2 separate regions of the Mus musculus genome follow, and region 1 is linked to region 2. Evidence: chromatin loops called from intact Hi-C (ENCODE). Cell type or tissue: left cerebral cortex. All regions are shown on one strand. Each heading gives the region's core, and the rest is flanking DNA. Links, peaks and the distances in the headings are about the cores only. Region 1 has its middle 11 kb from the start of Rab10os. Region 2 has its middle 130 kb from the start of Rab10os.

Evidence for each region. Hi-C counts contacts between places; a loop is a spot of excess contacts. Peaks named below come from ENCODE experiments on the same cell type or tissue, not always from the same donor. Only the 100,000 strongest peaks of a DNase experiment are listed, where the experiment ranks them.
Region 1: it touches region 2 in a loop (3-fold over the local background); 5 of 42 quality-filtered maps call a loop at or near these places.

The regions. Positions count from the first base shown.
Region 1 is chr12:3,220,392-3,228,733 of GRCm38, forward strand. It overlaps the pseudogene Gm18774 and the pseudogene Gm45925. Among named protein-coding and RNA genes, the nearest start is that of Rab10os, 11 kb to the right of the region's middle. In left cerebral cortex, for the core only: no CTCF peak of the experiment used is centred there; no DNase peak of the experiment used is centred there.
Region 2 is chr12:3,104,756-3,113,097 of GRCm38, forward strand. No RefSeq gene overlaps it. Among named protein-coding and RNA genes, the nearest start is that of Rab10os, 130 kb to the right of the region's middle. In left cerebral cortex, for the core only: no CTCF peak of the experiment used is centred there; DNase peaks (open chromatin) are centred at 4,801 and 6,000.

The sequences.
Region 1 (8,342 bases), core at 42-8,041, 120 kb after region 2:
AAATTGCACAGCATATTTAAAGGATGAGACCACAAAGTGAGGGGCAGTGGGGTGTACTATATGTAGCATGGCCCAGTCGTATTTTTTTCATGCTTCCAAATTCCTCTAAGATTTATTAGGGGCTGTTACACACAAAGGGATCTCTAACAGACCCAAGCACGGCAAAGATGGGACCAGAAGATTTTATCTTCCTCCCCCTCCCCCTCCCCCTCCCCGCAACCCCATTCCTCTCCCTTGCTAAAGGCTCCAAGGTCTATTCCCTTAGTTAGACATTCCCTTCTGCCTGATTCATTCCTGAGGCTGATCACTGAGATCCAGCTATCAAAGTATCTAGGTCCAGTTTTTTATTATTATTATTTATTTATTTATTTATTTATTTATTAGATATTTTCTTTATATACATTTCAAATGCTATCCCGAAAGTTCTCTATACCCGCCCTCTGCCCTACTCCCCTACCCACCCACTCCCACTTCTTGGCCCTGGCATTCCCCTCTACTGGGGCATATAAAGTTTGCAATACCAAGGGATCTCTCTTCCCAATGATGGCTGACTAGGCCATCTTCTGCTACATATACAGCTAGAGACACGAGCTCTGGGGGTACTGGTTAGTTCATATTGTTGTTCCACCTATAGGGTTGCAGACTCCTTTAGCTCCCTGTGTGCTTTCTTTAGCTTCTCCATTGGGGGCCCTGTGTTCCATCCAATAGCTGACTGTGACATCCACTTCTGTATTTTTCAGGCACTGGCATAGCCTCATACGAGACAGCTATATCAGGGTCCCTTCAGCAAAATCTTTCTGGCATATGCAATAGCGTCACCCAGTAATATTTTGACATAAGAGGGTTGAGCAAGAGAGTTTTTCCCAATCAAGTTAGGATGAAATTCTTGGACTTGGCAACATGAACTTAGTTTGACCCTGCCAGCAAGATGGAGAAGTTGCCCTTGAGTTGTCTGGACTCAAACAAGTGCTTCCTTATAATAGAAGCCGTTTAGCTATTGGGAAGTCCCCAGCTACTCGAGTGTCTAGGACCTTGAATTTAGTTTCTCCCTGTGATTAAGCAGAATCTGAAAATGAGATGATAGTACATAAAATACATCTCTTTGTTCCCAACACTATGAGTCCTACCCATGCATGCAGACACCTGCTTCTGAGTTTTTGACTGTGCATCACTCATTTTGCTCTTCTCTCTCTCTCTTTGTTGAGAATTTCATGCATGTGTATGTCTGTGTGTCACTTGACAAAACTCATCCCCCATCTTCTCTCCTCTGAGTTCCCTCCATCCCGTCTTCACCATTCCCTCCCAACATCACATGCTCTTTGCCTAAATCCACTGAGTCTACATACTGTACATAGGAGTAAGACAATCTATGGGAGCATGGGTCACCTCTTGACAGACACATCCCTGAAGAAAATTTGACTCTTCCTATCTCAGAAACCATCACCTGCCAAGTTCCTCAGCGTGAGACCCTTCCTCATCCATGCTGGATTCTAGCTGGCTTAGTCTTAGGAAGTCTTAGATTGCTTTCCTAAGTCTAAATCCCTTGTGTGATCATGACGGTATGGTGGAAATCAACAAGAACTTGAGTTTATTTTCTGGAGGCAGCTGGAAATGCCCTCTCCTAACTTAATAGATATACGAAATTTTTTTGGCTTGGTTTGGGGTTTTTGTTTTAGGTGGGAATTTATAACACTTTTATACATGTGCACCATGCATACTGGCATTCTCACCCCCACCTTCCATTCTACCCTCCTGACAAATCTCTCTTATTTATACCCATTCATCTTATTTTATGACTCACCAAGATAACCAGGGTCATGTGTGAGACTGTGGGTTTATAGCTATGTGTTGAACCCTGATGGGCTCAGCAGAGGAGACACAACTAAAGATAGTTATCCCCCTTCTCCTAAAGTTTATTCATAGACAACAGTTGAGTTGAGTGGGGCCCTGTGAGCCTCTCCCCTTCCTAGAATTATTGTTGGTTGAGCCACTCCTGCTTGGTCCAGCTGTGTGCTTTATCCACAGGCTGGAGAACTGTCATCTCACTGAAGCCTGCTGCAAGGACCTCTCTTCCATTTTGATGGTCAGCCGGACTCTGACACACCTCAGCCTGGCCAACAATAAACTTGGGGATAATGGAGTGAAAAACCTTTGTGAAAGCTTAAGCTACACCAAGTGCAAACTACAGACCCTGATGTAAGTCTTCTCTGCCTGCAGGAGGCATTGCAGCTGTGTGTGTGTGTGTGTGTGTGTGTGTGAGAGAGAGAGAGAGAGAGACAGACAGACAGACAGACAGACAGACAGACAGACACAGAGACACAGAGACACAAATGAAAGGAATTCATGATTATCTTAACTACCAAAAATACTATGCTAAGATCCTCCACATGCATGATAGAATATAAGAACTGCATTGGCTGGGGATACACCTCAGTGGTAATGGTTATATATAGCATAAGTAAAACCCTGGCTTCAGTATTTTCACCACTATAGAATATGTGATGTTAATATTCTATAGGGAATCGAGAAGAGGATCTGGTTTCCAGATCTGACTTCCTTTTTGGTTTTGGTTGAGATGGCGTCTTATGTATCCCAGGCTGGCCTAGAATTCACTGTGTACCAGACTTTGAACTCTCCTGATCCTTCTACCAAGTACCTGGAATAGAAGAATGTGCCACGATACCTGGACTTTTTTTTTTTTACTTCTGCTTTTAATTTTTTTTGTAAAGTATGACCCATTGAGTCCAATTAGTACTACTGACATGAACTCGGGTGTGGGATCATCCACTTGGGGGAAGGACAACCTACCAGTAGGCACTTCCCAAAGAATGGTGACTAATTCCTCCAGCAGTCATCAACTACTAATTGTTTTTAGTAGTGAGAAACGAAGGTTCTCAGAAACCCTCCCTCATATGTGTAGTATTTTTGCCTGACTTGGTCTTCTAGAGATAACCATGGATGCTGTGACTTCATGTGTGCTGTGGCATGTCATGTCCAGAAGACACTATTTCCAGCACTCCTCCCACTCTCACAGCTCTCCTTCCCACCCTCACAGCACTCCTCCTCACCCTTACAGCACTCCTCCTCACCCTCACAGAACTCCTCCCTCCCCACCCTCACACAACTCCTCCCTCTCCACCCTCACATCACTCCTCCCTCCTCACCTTCACACCACTCCTCCCTTCCCACCCTCACAGCACTCTTCCCCATCCACACAGCTCTTACATAGTTTCTGTCCTTTTGTAAGATAGTGTCGCCCAGGCTGACTTTATATTCAAAACAATCCTCCTGTTTCAGACTTCCAAGGGCTGTGCCACCAAGCCCAACCTAACACCCGCTCCAAGTCTGTGTTTTTAGACTGTGTAACATAAAGTATACATGGTTGGATAGAGGTGGAATCAACTTGTCAACAAGATCAATATGACTCTGGTTTTTATCCTGGAATATGTAGCATCCATTTCATGTTTTAAACATAATTTTTGAGATTAAAATGTAATTACAATATTTCTTCCTTCCATTTCTTCCCTCCAAACTTTACCATATATCCCTCCCTATTCTCCTTCAAATTTATGGTCTCTTCTCACTAATTGTTATTGCATGCACATATGTATATACATACACACATATAGGTATCCTGTTGATACCATATAATGTTATTTGTAGGTATGTGTTCAGGGTTGATCACTTGGCACTGGTCCCTGAGGATAGACCACCTCTATTGCTCCCAGCTCTCCTCAGATGTTATTTGTGTAGTGTTGAGGCCTCATGGGCTTTTCCCTACCCAGTTTTGCCTGTTCATTAGTATCACCCTTATTTATTCAGCTCATGTTTGGGCAGTCATGTTGGTGAGACTTTATGAGTGTAGATTGTAACAGTACTAGGAGATACAGTTTCATAGTAAACTTTCTGACCCTCTGGCTCTGTTGATCTTTCTACCCCCTCTTCTTCAATCTTCCCTGACCCTCAGGTGCAGAAGTTTTTGAAGATGCATCCATTGAAACTGGGCTCCAAAACTCTACAGTTTCATTGGTTGTGATGTTTTGCAGTGGTCTCTTACTGTTGCAAAGAAAAGTTTTGTAACATTCGTTTCCAAAGAGTAATGGGGCTGTACCGCAGAGATTGTGTTTAGCATTGACACTACTATACTGGATAACAGAGCATCACTGCCAACATTTAAACACTGGTTCTGTTGGGATGAGAGTCACCAGTACAGTTTGTTCTCATTTGTGTCCTATTAATGTAATAAACACTGTGACAAGAAGCAGCTTGGGGAGGAAAGGGTTTGTTTCATGCTACATCTTGTAGTCCATCATGGATGGAGCCAAAGAAGGACCTGGATGCAGAATTTGATGTAGAGGCCATAGAAGGAGCTCTGCTTACTGGATAGTTCACTTTGCTTTTTGATACAACCCAGTACCACCTCCCCAGAAGTGGCACCACCTACAATGGCTGGGGCCTTCCCACATTAACCATTTATTAAGAAAAAGCCTTACAGACTTGCCTACAAGACAATCTTATGGAGGTACTTTCTCTATTGAGGTTTCTTCTTCCCAGATGACTCTAGCTTCTTTCAAGTTGACCAAAAAGTAAATAGTGAAATTTGTGTATAAGGTCTGGAGTTCCTTCCTCAACACTATGAAAGAAAAAGAGATGGAGGAGGGAAGAAGGGAAGGAAGGAAGGAAGGACAGAAGGAAGGAAGGAAGGAAGGAAGGAAGGAAGGAAGGGAGGGAGGGAGGGAGGGAGGGAGGGAGGGAGGGAGGGAGGAAGAAGGGTAGCTGTCAGCTTTTCCTATGGTTTTAACCTTTGTAATAATGTTAAACAGCCAGGGTCTGATAACTACTTGGTTATTTAAATGTGATGAAATACTGAGTTCATGGTTAGAGGTAGATGGAAGGAAAAAACTCCCCAATAGTACATTACATAAGTATCCAACCAAACACAGAAGCCCAAAGCCATGAAGACCACCTGTCTTAGTCAGGGTCTCTATTCCTGCACAAACATCATGACCAAGAAGCAAGTTGGGGAGGAAAGGGTTTATTCGGCTTACACTTCCATGCTGCTGTTCATCACCAAAGGAAGTCAGGTCTGGAACTCAAGCAGGTCAGGAAGCAGGAGCTGATGCAGAGGCCATGGAGGGATGTTCCTTACTAGCTTGCTTCACCTGGCTTGCTCAGCCTGCTTTCTTATAGAACCAAGATTACCAGCCCTGAGATGGTCCCACCCACAAGGGGCCTTTCCCCCTTGATCACTAATTGAGAAAATGCCTTACAGTTGGATCTCATGGAGGCATTTCCTCAACTGAAGCTCCTTTCTCTGTGATAACTCCAGCTGTGTCAAGTTGACACAAAACTAGCCAGTACAATTGACCCCTTGTCAACTTGACACACAAAAACATCACTAGTAAGCCTCAACCCTTACAATCTTATTCATCCCCAAGATCTAAATAACTTTAAAAGTCCCACAGTCTTTACATATTCTTAAAATTTCAATCTCTTTAAAATATCCATCTCTTAAAATTCAAAGTCTTTTTACAATTAAAAGTCTCTTAACTGTGGGCTCCACTAAAACAGTTTCTTCCTTCAAGAGAGAAAATATCAGGGCACAGTCACAATCAAAAGCAAAAGTCAATCTCTAACCGTCCAATGTCTGGGATCCAACTCACGATCTTCTGGGCTCCTCCAAGGGCTTGGGTCACTTCTCCAGCCAGGCCCTTTGTAGCACACACGTCATCTTCTAGGGTCCAGATGCCTGTACTCCACTGCTGCTGCTGCTCTTGGTGGTCATCTCATGGTACTGGCATCTCCAAAACACTGCATGACCCCTTCAGTCCTGGGCCTTCAATTGCAACTGAGGCTACACCTTCACCAATGGCCTTCCATGGCCTCTCACAGTGCCGAGCCTCAGCTGCTTTGCGTGACCCCTTCATGCCTTCAAAACCAGTACCACCTGGGTGACCCTTACATATTACCAAGTCCCGCTGCAGCAGGAGTACAACCTTGGCCATCTCTGGAACACAGCCTCTTTGTGCTTTCAGAAAACACTTCCCAGAAGATGTCACCTCAATGATGCTGGTCTCTTCTTAATCACTGCTAATTTCTTAGCTCCAGCTAACCAGCATCAATAGTCCCAGTAATGCAAAGTTTTTGCTTCAGTAGTTCTGGTATCTTATTAATCACAGCTGATTCTTCAGCCCCAGCTAACCAGAACTACAGAATCTTCCCAATCAAAATAGCAATGGCCCTGAAAAGAGTCTTTAATTTTTCCCTCTGAAATTTCACAAACCAGACCTCCATCTTCTGCAGTGTGCTCAACATTATCTTCCAAGCTCCTACACAACATCCGACAGAGCTCTTAACAACAGATGGATCTTCAAGCCCAAAGTTCCAAAGTCCTCTCACAGTCCTCCCCAAAACATGGGCAGGTTGTCACAGGAATACCCCACTCTGCTGGTACCAATTTGTCTTAGTCAGGGTCTCTATTCCTGCACAAACATCATGACCAAGAAGCAAGTTGGGGAGGAAAGGGTTTATTCGGCTTACACTTCCATGCTGCTGTTCATCACCAAAGGAAGTCAGGTCTGGAACTCAAGCAGGTCAGGAAGCAGGAGCTGATGCAGAGGCCATGGAGGGATGTTCCTTACTAGCTTGCCTCACCTGGCTTGCTCAGCCTGCTTTCTTATAGAACCAAGACTACCAGCCCTGAGATGGTCCCACCCACAAGGGGCCTTTCCCCCTTGATCACTAATTGAGAAAATGCCTTACAGTTGGATCTCATGGAGGCATTTCCTCAACTGAAGCTCCTTTCTCTGTGATAACTCCAGCTGTGTCAAGTTGACACAAAACTAGCCAGTACACCACCCTATCCACCTAACTAGCCATACCTTGAACTTACAGTCTAATTATGTTAGAAGGCACTATTATCAGTACAGGCAGGATGGCACATGCCTATAAAATTAACATTTGGAAATCAAAGGCAGGAAGATCATAGCCTATGCTAGAGTGAGACCCTGATCTCTCCCCAAAAAATCACCACAGAAAACTCACTACCTTCTAAGATTATCAAACACAGCCATGAAGTAATTATCAGCATTTATGAAGCACCTACTGTGTTCAGGCGCTATGCCAGGAACTGATCTATGCCCTATCCATAAAGTACTACCAATTTAATGGTTTCTCTGTTGCAGGATAAGAGCTGCCTTTACTTCTGAGCATAAGTAAAAGATTGTTGGCAACTATATCCATTAAATGATGTGTCTTCTTCATTCTCCTCTAGGGTCTTTACCCTCATCTGGCCTTTCATACCAATTAATTTTATTTACTCGCTTCTTTGAGAATTTCACATATGTATACAATGTATTTTAATCATAATTCACTCCTTTCCAACTTCTCTATGCGAAGAAAAAGTTTTTGAGAAGCCCATATGGAAACCCATTCTATGATTTCATTCCAATATCATTTATCATAACGTCTCTAAGCTTGACTGAAACCAATGGCTTGAGGTAAAGGTAGTAGTTTGGGTGCATCATCCCAGAATGGACTAAGGTGTTTATTTGTTTCTGTTTTTTGTCCCTGTGCATGTGATTTTCCAGACTGTGGTCCTGTAACATCGCCAACACTGGTTGCCACCATCTCTCAAAGATGCTCAGACAAACACTGAGCCTGAAACACTTGGATCTGAGGCTAAATCAAATCGGAACCACAGGTGCAAAGTTTCTGTGTGAGACTTTGAAGAACCCAAAGAGTAAATTGAAAAGTTTGTGGTGAGTTGTGCCTTTTTGAACTGTAATCTGTACCTCAAAGGAGCTTTCAAGTATAGTAGACCCTTTCAGAAGTCAAGTCAGTCGAGTTTTGTATCCCATTTTTTCTAGTATTTGCATCTACAGCTGGTACATAGAGAAGGAAGCTGGTCCAGGAAGGAAGTTGACTCTCTCTTCCCACCACATGAGATCTAGAGTTCAAGCCCAGGTTGGCAGGCTTGGCAGCAAGGGCCTTTACCCACTGATCTACCTCTCTAGCCCCAAGTTGAGTGTTCTTTTAAATCACCAGGCAAGGGGCTGTAGAGATACTGGCCCAGCACTTAAGATCTCTTTGTTGCTCACAAAGAACATAAAGTTTGTTCCCAAGCTCATGTTAAGTGGCTCCAAATTGTCAGTAACCGACAGCTCCAGGGACTCTGCTCGATTCTTAACCGCATTGGCCACACAGACATGCATGTAAAGTTTGTTTTGTTTGTTTGTTTGCTTGCTTGCTTTTCTAAATGCTCTGTGTTTATTTCATCCTCACTACATCCTCTGAGGTGAGACAAACATTTCACAGATAAAGAAGTCCTAGGATGTGAAGGA
Region 2 (8,342 bases), core at 121-8,120:
CTTTAGAGACTTGAAGTTCTTACTCTACAGATCTTTCACTTCCTTAGTTAGAGTCACGCCAAGGTATTTTATAATATTTGTGACTATTGAGAAGGGTGTTGTTTCCCTAATTTCTTTCTCAGCCTGTTTATCCTTTGTGTACAGAAAGGCCATTGATTTGTTTGAGTTAATTTTATATCCAGCTACTTCATTGAAGCTGTTTATCAGGTTTAGGAGTTCTCTGGTGGAATTTTTAGGGTCACTTATATATACTATCATATCATCTGCAAAGAGTGATATTTTGACTTCTTCCTTTCCAATTTGTATCTCCTTGATCTCCTTTTGTTGTTGAATTGCTCTGGCTAAGACTTCAAGTACAATGTTGAATAGGTAGGGAGAGAGTGGGCAGCCTTGTCTAGTCCCTAATTTTAGTGGGATTGCTTCCAGTTCCTCACCATTTACTTTGATGTTGGCTACTGGTTTGCTGTAGATTGCTTTTATCATGTTTAGGTATGGGCCTTGAATTCATGATCTTTCCAAGACGTTTATCATGAATGGGTGTTGAATTTTGTCAAATGCTTTCTCCCCATCTAATGAGATGATCATGTGGTTTTTGTCTTTGAGTTTGTTTATATACTGGATTGTGTTGATGGATTTCTGTATATTGAACCATCCCTGCATCCCTGGGATGAAACCTACTTGGTCAGGATGGATGATGGTTTTGATGTGTTCTTGGATTCGGTTAGCGAGAACTTTATTGATGATTTTTGCATCAATATTCATAAGGGAAATTCGTCTGAAGTTCTCTATCTTTGTTGGGTCTTTTTGTGATTTAGGTATCAGAGTATTTGTGGCTTCATAGAATGAGTTGGGTAGAGTACCTTCTGCTTCTATTTTGTGGAATAGTTTGTGAACAACTGGGATTAGATCTTCTTTGAAGGTTTGATAGAACTCTGCACTAAACCCATCTGGTCCTGGGCTTTTTTTTTTTTTTTTTTTGGTTGGGAGACTATTAATGACTACTTCTATTTCTTTAGGGGATATAGAACTATTTATATCATTAACCTGATCTTGATTTAACTTTGGTACCTGGTATCTGTCTAGAAACTTGTCCATTTCATCCAGGTTCCCCAGTTTTTGTTGAGTATAGCCTTTTGTAGAAGGATCTGATGGTGTTTTGGATTTCTTCAGGATCTGTTGTTATGTTTCCATTTTCATTTCTGATTTTGTTAAATAGGATGATTTCCCTGTGCCGTCTAGTGAGTCTGGCTAAGGGTTTATCTATCTTGTTGATTTTCTCAAAGAACCAGCTCCTCGTTTGGTTGAATTTTTGAATAGTTCTTCTTGTTTCCACTTGGTTGATTTTGCCCCTGAGTTTGATTATTTCCTGGCGTCTACTCCTCTTGGGTGAATTTGCTTCCTTTTGTTCTAGAGATTTTAGGTGTGTTTTCAAGCTGCTAATGTGTGCTCTCTCTAATTTCTTTTTGGAGGCACTCAGAGCTGTGAGTTTTCCTCTTAGAAATGCTTTCATTGTGTCCCATAAGTTTGTATATGTTGTGGCTTCATTTTCATTAAACTCCAGAAATTCCTTAATTTCTTTCTTTATTCCTTCCTTGACCAAGGTATCATTGAGAAGATTATTGTTCAGTTTCCACATGAATGTTGGCTTTCTATTATTTATTTTGTTATTGAAGGTCAGCCTTAGTCCATGGTGATCTGATAAAATGCATGGGACAATTTCAATATTTTTTTATCTGTTGAGGCTTGTTTTGTGACCAATTATGTGGTCAGTTTTGGAGTAGGTACTATGAGGTGCTGAGAAGAAGGTATATTCTTTTGTTTTAGGATAAAATGTTCTGTAGATATGTTAGATCCATTTGTTTCATAACTTCTGCTAGTTTCAGTGCGTCCCTGTTTAGTTTCTGTTTCCATGATCTGTCCATTGATGAAAGTGGTGTGTTGAAGTCTCCCACTATTATTGTGTGAGGTGCAATGTGTGCTTTGAGCTTTACTAAAATGTCTTTGATGAATGTGGCTGCCCTTGCATTTGGAGCATAGATATTCAGAATTGATAGTTCATCTTGGAAGATTTTACCTTTGATGAGTATGAAGTGCCCCTCCTTGTCTTTTTTGGTAACTTAGGGTTGAAAGCCCTATATATATTATATATATATATTAGAATGGCTACTCCAGCTTGTTTCTTCAGACCATTTGCTTGGAAAATTGTTTTCCAGCCTTTCATTCTGAGGTAGTGTCTGTCTTTTTCTCTGAGATGGGTTTCTTGTAAGCAGCAAAATGTTGGGTCCTGTTTGTGTAGCCAGTCTGTTAGTCTCTGTCTTTTTATTGGGGAGTTGAGTCCATTGATATTAAGAGATATTAATGAAAAGTAATTGTTGCTTCCTATTATTTTTGTTGTTAAATTTGGCATTCTGTTCTTGTGGCTGTCTTCTTTTAGGTTTGTTGAGGGATTACCTTCTTGCTTTTTCCAGGCCGTGGTTTCCGTCCTTGTATTTTTTTTTTCTGTTATTATCCTTTGAAGGGCAGTATTCATGGAAAGATAATGTGTGAATTTGGTTTTGTTGTGGAATACTTTTGTTTCTCCATCTAAGTAATTGAGAGTTTGGCTTTGTATAGCAGCCTGGGCTGGCATTTGTGTTCTCTTAGGGTCTGTATAACATCTGTCCAGGCTCTTCTGGCTTTCATAGTCTCTGGTGAAAATCTGGTGTAATTCTGATAGGCTTGCCTTTATATGTTACTTGACATTTTACGCTTACTGCTTTTAATATTCTATCTTTATTTAGTGCATTTGTTGTTCTGATTTTTATGTGTCGGGAGGAATTTCTTTTCTGTTCCAGTCTATTTGGAGTTCTCTAGGCTTCTTGTATATTCATGGGCATCTCTTTCTTTAAGTTTGGGAAGTTTTCTTCTATAATTTTGTTGAAGATATTTGCTGGTCCTTTGCGTTGAAATTTTTCATTCTCATCTACTCCTATTATCTGTAGGTTTGGTCTTCTCATTGTGTCCTGGATTTCCTGGATGTTTTGAGTTAGGATCTTTTTGCATTTTCCATTTTCATTGATTGTTGTGTCGATGTTCTCTATGGAATCTTCTGCACCTGAGATTCTCTCTTCCATCTCTTGTATTCTGTTGCTGATGCTTGCATCTATGGTTCCAGATTTTTTTCCTAGGGTTTCTATCTCCAGCTTTGCCTCACTTTGGGTTTTCTTTATTGTGTCTATTTCCCTTTTTAGGTCTTGGATGGTTTTATTCAATTCCATCACCTGTTTTGTTGTGTTTTCCTGCAATTCTTTAAGGGATTTTTGTGCTTCCTCTTTAAGGTCTTCTACCTGTTTAGCAGTGTTCTCCTGTATTTCTTTAAGTGAGTTATTAAAGTCCTTCTTGATGTCCTCTACCATCATCATGAGATATGCTTTTAAATCTGGGTCTAGCTTTTCGGGTTTGTTGGGGTGCCCTGGACTGGGCGAAATGGGAGTGCTGGGTTCTGACGATGGTGAGTGGTCTTGGTTTCTGTTAGTAAGATTCTTACGTTTACATTTCGCCACATGGTAATCTCTGGAGTTAGTTGTTATAGTTGTCTCTGGTTAGAGATTGTTCCTCTGGTGATTCTGTTAGCCTCTATCAGTAGACCTGGGAGACTAGCTTTCTCCTTTGAGTTTCAGTGGTCAGAGCACTCTCTGCAGGCAAGCTCTCCTCTTACAGGGAAGGTGCACAGATATCTGGCATTCAGACCTCCCTCCTGGCCGAAGATGAAGGCCCAAATCAGGACCTTTCCCAGAAGCTGTGTTGCTTTGGCCTGTCACAGAAGCTGTTAGCTTTTGTAGTCCACACTCTCACCTTTGCAGACTACTTTTGGCGGAGTACCGGAACCAAGATGGCTCCCGCCGATGCTGAGGCAAAGCCCTTCCGGGCCGGGCAGACACCTGTCCTCTGGCCAGGAAGGTGTCCGGATGTCTGGAGCTCAAAAAGGGGGCCGCCTCAGAAGCTCTGTGGCTCCCTGCCTATCCCAGAAGCTGTTAGCTTCTGTAGTCCACACTCTCACCTGTGCAGACTACTTTCGGTGGAGTCCCGGAACAAAGATGGCTCCCGCCGATGCTGAGGATGTGTTTTAAGGCCAACAAAAACTTATTTCTAGTATTGATCACTGGAAAGTCATCTTTCCCACTAGGTCCTTCTGAGCAGCATGCATATGCTTCTTAAATCACAAGTATGTTTCCAATGTTGACAGTAGCTTCTGCTTCTGAATATAGTAGTAATAATTAGGCAATTTTATAAAAGCCAAGAACTTTAATCCTCCACAGGATGCCATCAGTGTTCAATTCAATGAGAATGTAATTGACCTTCCCTGCTACAAACTAAGCATCTCCCCTGGGCCCGGCTTGTTCGTATATTAGCAGTTCAAAGATGACAGTGCAGGCCATCATCTGGAACATCAGACAATACTTTCTTGTGAGTCCTTAGGCCTGCATAATTGAAATAACAGTTGTTGGGACTGCATGGGAAGCACTGGGAACACTGAACATGCTAACATAGTTAGCCTCAAATCAAAGACGTCAGGTGATTATCCTAGGAGATTTTAGTTTGTCACATAAAACAAAACAAAACAAACAAACAAAAAAACAACATTCATGTAGCCTAGGATATCACATAGTCATGTGTTGACTTGGCACACAGCTAAGCTGTTTGGATATATTTCTAGTTTGGTCTCGGTGTCCCCACTTCTTTTTAAATCACTTCTTGTGGAGGGAGGGGAAGAGGGAGCCACATTTAAATTTAATGGAGATAGCGTTGGCCAGAACTTTGAGGAACATGAATGCGTTCATCCCACCCCCTTCCTTAGAAGCAGCCTCCCGTGTGAGGTGGGATTTGAGTCATATTAATTTGTCCCAGACCACACCAAAATTTAGCTGTTCACATCTGAAACATCCCACGATTTCTGTAGCTAGGAGGAGTTTGTTTAGCCATGTTACAGCTTCCTATTTCTCTCCTCTCCCAAGAAAGGCTGGTGTCCTTATAAGGGAGACAGCCTCCATTTCCAACAGTGTGGAGAGCTAAATAAATACTCTCTCACAGTCAATGCAGAGGTAACTTTTTTTTTTTTTTTTGATGGATTAAAATCACTGAAAATCACGGAAAATGAGAAATACACACTTTAGGACGTGAAATATGGCGAGGAAAACTGAAAAAGGTGGAAAATTTAGAAATGTCCACTGTAGGACATGGAATATGGCAAGAAAACTGAAAATCATGGAAAATGAGAAACATCCACTTGACGACTTGAAAAATGACAAAATCACTGAAAAAGGTGAAAAATGAGAAATGCACACTGTAGGACTTGGAATATGGCGAGAAAACTGAAAATCACGGAAGTGAGGGGCTTTTGTCTCTCTCTCAGTGGGAGCTGCCATTTTAATGGGACCTCCAGAGGGGCCTGATTTGATGATGTGAAGTAGGCCTGGAAGAATCTAGGATTTTTTTTTAAATTTCGATTTTGGTTAATTTAACCATAGTAGCTTTCAAAAGGACTGTAATGTTAAAGTGAATCCACAGAAAATGTCGCTGAGAAGCGGCTACCAGATAATTTCAGGGACTCCTTTCTGAAGTGCTGTCCTGTGAAAACCAAACTCTTGAAGTTCTAATAGGCATTATGAGCTCCCTGCCCTCAATTGGGGGGGGGGGTGTGGTATGGGGGACTTTTGGGATAGCATTGGAAATGTAAATGAGGAAAATACCTAATTAAAAAAAGAAAAGAAAAAAGAAAACCGGGAGAAGAATTCATTCTCAGAAATATGCATATGTATACACAGACACAAACACCTGCCCTGAAACCAGATGAAACAGAATCGCTCTTAGCTGACTGGTGAGGCCAAGCCTGAATTTTGGATGGCTTTGTGGTAATTCTGGGGTTTCCCTTCTCCCTGAGTCATAGTCACCGCGGTATGTGAAGTACTCTTCCCAGGAGATCTCTAATGCCAAAGCTGCACACCACGCACTTGACCCACAAAAGGATGCCAAACCCCTGGGCACACTTCCCAAACTTTTGAGACTGATGCTCCAGGCGGGGGTTGGGGGGAGACCAGATGGAGCCTGCAGAGCCAAGCCTGCATGCAGCCAGCTCTCCGAGGGCGGTGCTGGTGTGGGCTCTGCCTCCATGGTCCCCGCAGCCACACGCTGACTGTGCTTGGCAGCTGCTCGCCCAGATGCCAACCGCTGGAATGTGTTTTATGTTCCCACACCTCTGCTTGGCCTGCCTGGGGACAAACTCTTGCTGGGCCTCTCAAGTGAGATGGTGAGTGGCAGCAGCCGGGGAACAAAAGGAGATGCCCTCAACACGTGAGAGCTGGTCACTCTTCTGGGAACTGTCTCATTTCCCGGATGCCCTCTTTGTAAGGCTAACAGACCAAAGTCTCCACCTAGAATGATTGTTTTAGTATGTGGTTGACTGTGTGGACCTGGGAAGCCCGGGAAATTAATTCACTGTTTCTTGCAAAGAGTCAATCAAGTGCTATCACGTAGAAATGAAAACACACACATGCACACGCGCGCGCAAGACGAGAATCATTCTGGATGTGTGCAATTTTATTGTATCTATCCTTGTTGTATTCTGGTATTTGGATGTCTAGACAAATTAATTTGAAGTTCAACTTTGTTTTTTCCTATAACCAGATTGTCTGCAGTAAGACTGGGCGTGGGAAAGATGTAGGCACTTAGACCTACACACAACAACAGATACAGGAAAAGCCTTTAAGGTTTCATGATTTGAGAATCTTTGAGACATTTTTAAATCATTCAGTTGATAAGATATGATATCATGAAGTTGGTGGCTAATCAAGTTTTATTACTCTGTTTTATTTGGCCAATGTAGATACTCTCTGGGTTTTGTTTTGTTCTTCTCCTTGTTGAAATGGTTGGTCCAAAGGTTTCCCAGCCCATCAGTGCATCTCTCTCGGTTATGAAACTATCTCCTCAAATTAAAACATTGCCTCTTACATGGAGGAAGTGAAATTCATAAAATGCAATAAAAGAAACATACAAGGCCCAGATAATATAAGAAACTTACAAGGCTCAGGAAAGTCATAATTTTTTTTAAAAGGCTATGCCCCACCAGTCCCAAAGTTTTATAAGCAGTAAAATCTGCTTTGGAAGGGTCAAGGGGAGTTGGACATACACAGATGGACAGTGGGATGGACGTCAACAAAGGCAGGGAGATGTATCCAGGGATGCATTGAAAAGCAAGCTTGCAGCTGAAAGAGTCAGATGCAGATATTTGACCAAACCAATGGACAGAAGCAGCTGACCCCTGTTGTTGAATTAGGGAAGGCTGAAAGAAGCTGAGAAGGGCAATCCTGTAGGAGGACCAGCAGTCTTAATTAATCTGGATCCCGGAGATCTCTCAAACACTGGACCTCCAAACAGACAGCATACACCAGCTGATATGAGGTCCCCAGCAGACATACAGCAGAGGACTGTCAGGTCTGTGTTCATTCAGAGATGATGCACCTAACCCTCAAGAGACTAGAGGCCTCAGGGAGTTTAGAAGTCAGGTGGGGTGGGGGTGGGAACATCCATGTGGAGACAGGGGGTGGGGAGGAGGTGTGGGATGTGGAGCGGTAAGAGGGTGGATTGGGGGGGGGATAAAATATAGAGTGTAAAAAATAAAATAATTAATTTAATAAAAGAAAGAAAAGAAAAGGAAAGAAAAGAAAAGAAAAGAAAAGAAAAGAAAAGAAAAGAAAAGAAAAGAAAAGAAAAGAAAACTTTTCAATGAAGCAATGGCCATTGAGTCACCTTGCTTCTGTAACCAACCCCAGTAAAATCCATTGGTTTATGATGCTGCCCTTGAGTGAAACTGGGTTTTTGGTGTATCTTCAGTGTTCTATCTACTGTTCTCTTCTTCCCAGAAAAGAGTACACAGTGTGAGACCATCACTACCAAAAACTTAAATCATAATAAAAAACAATTTTAATTTTTTTATCTTGCTGCGCTTTAAACAGAAAATGATAATTGCATGCCAAGAGTCTAGAAACACATTTGGCCCTAAAATAAAATTTTATGTATTGCAAACTCAGTATAACATGCAAGGCAGTTGTGGAAACATGAAAGGTAGACACCAGCTTATAAAATAAAACCCGGAGCAGATATGCTCTACCTACAAAAATGGTTTAAATACAGGTGTGTTGCCCTGCATGGTGGTGCATGCCTTTAATCCTAGCACTTGGGAGGCAGAGGCAGGTGGATTTCTGAGTTCAAGGCCAGCCTGGTCTACAAAGTGAGTTCCAGGACAGCCAGGGCTATACAGAGAAACCCTGTCTAAAAAAACAAACAAACAAACAAAAAACAAAAAC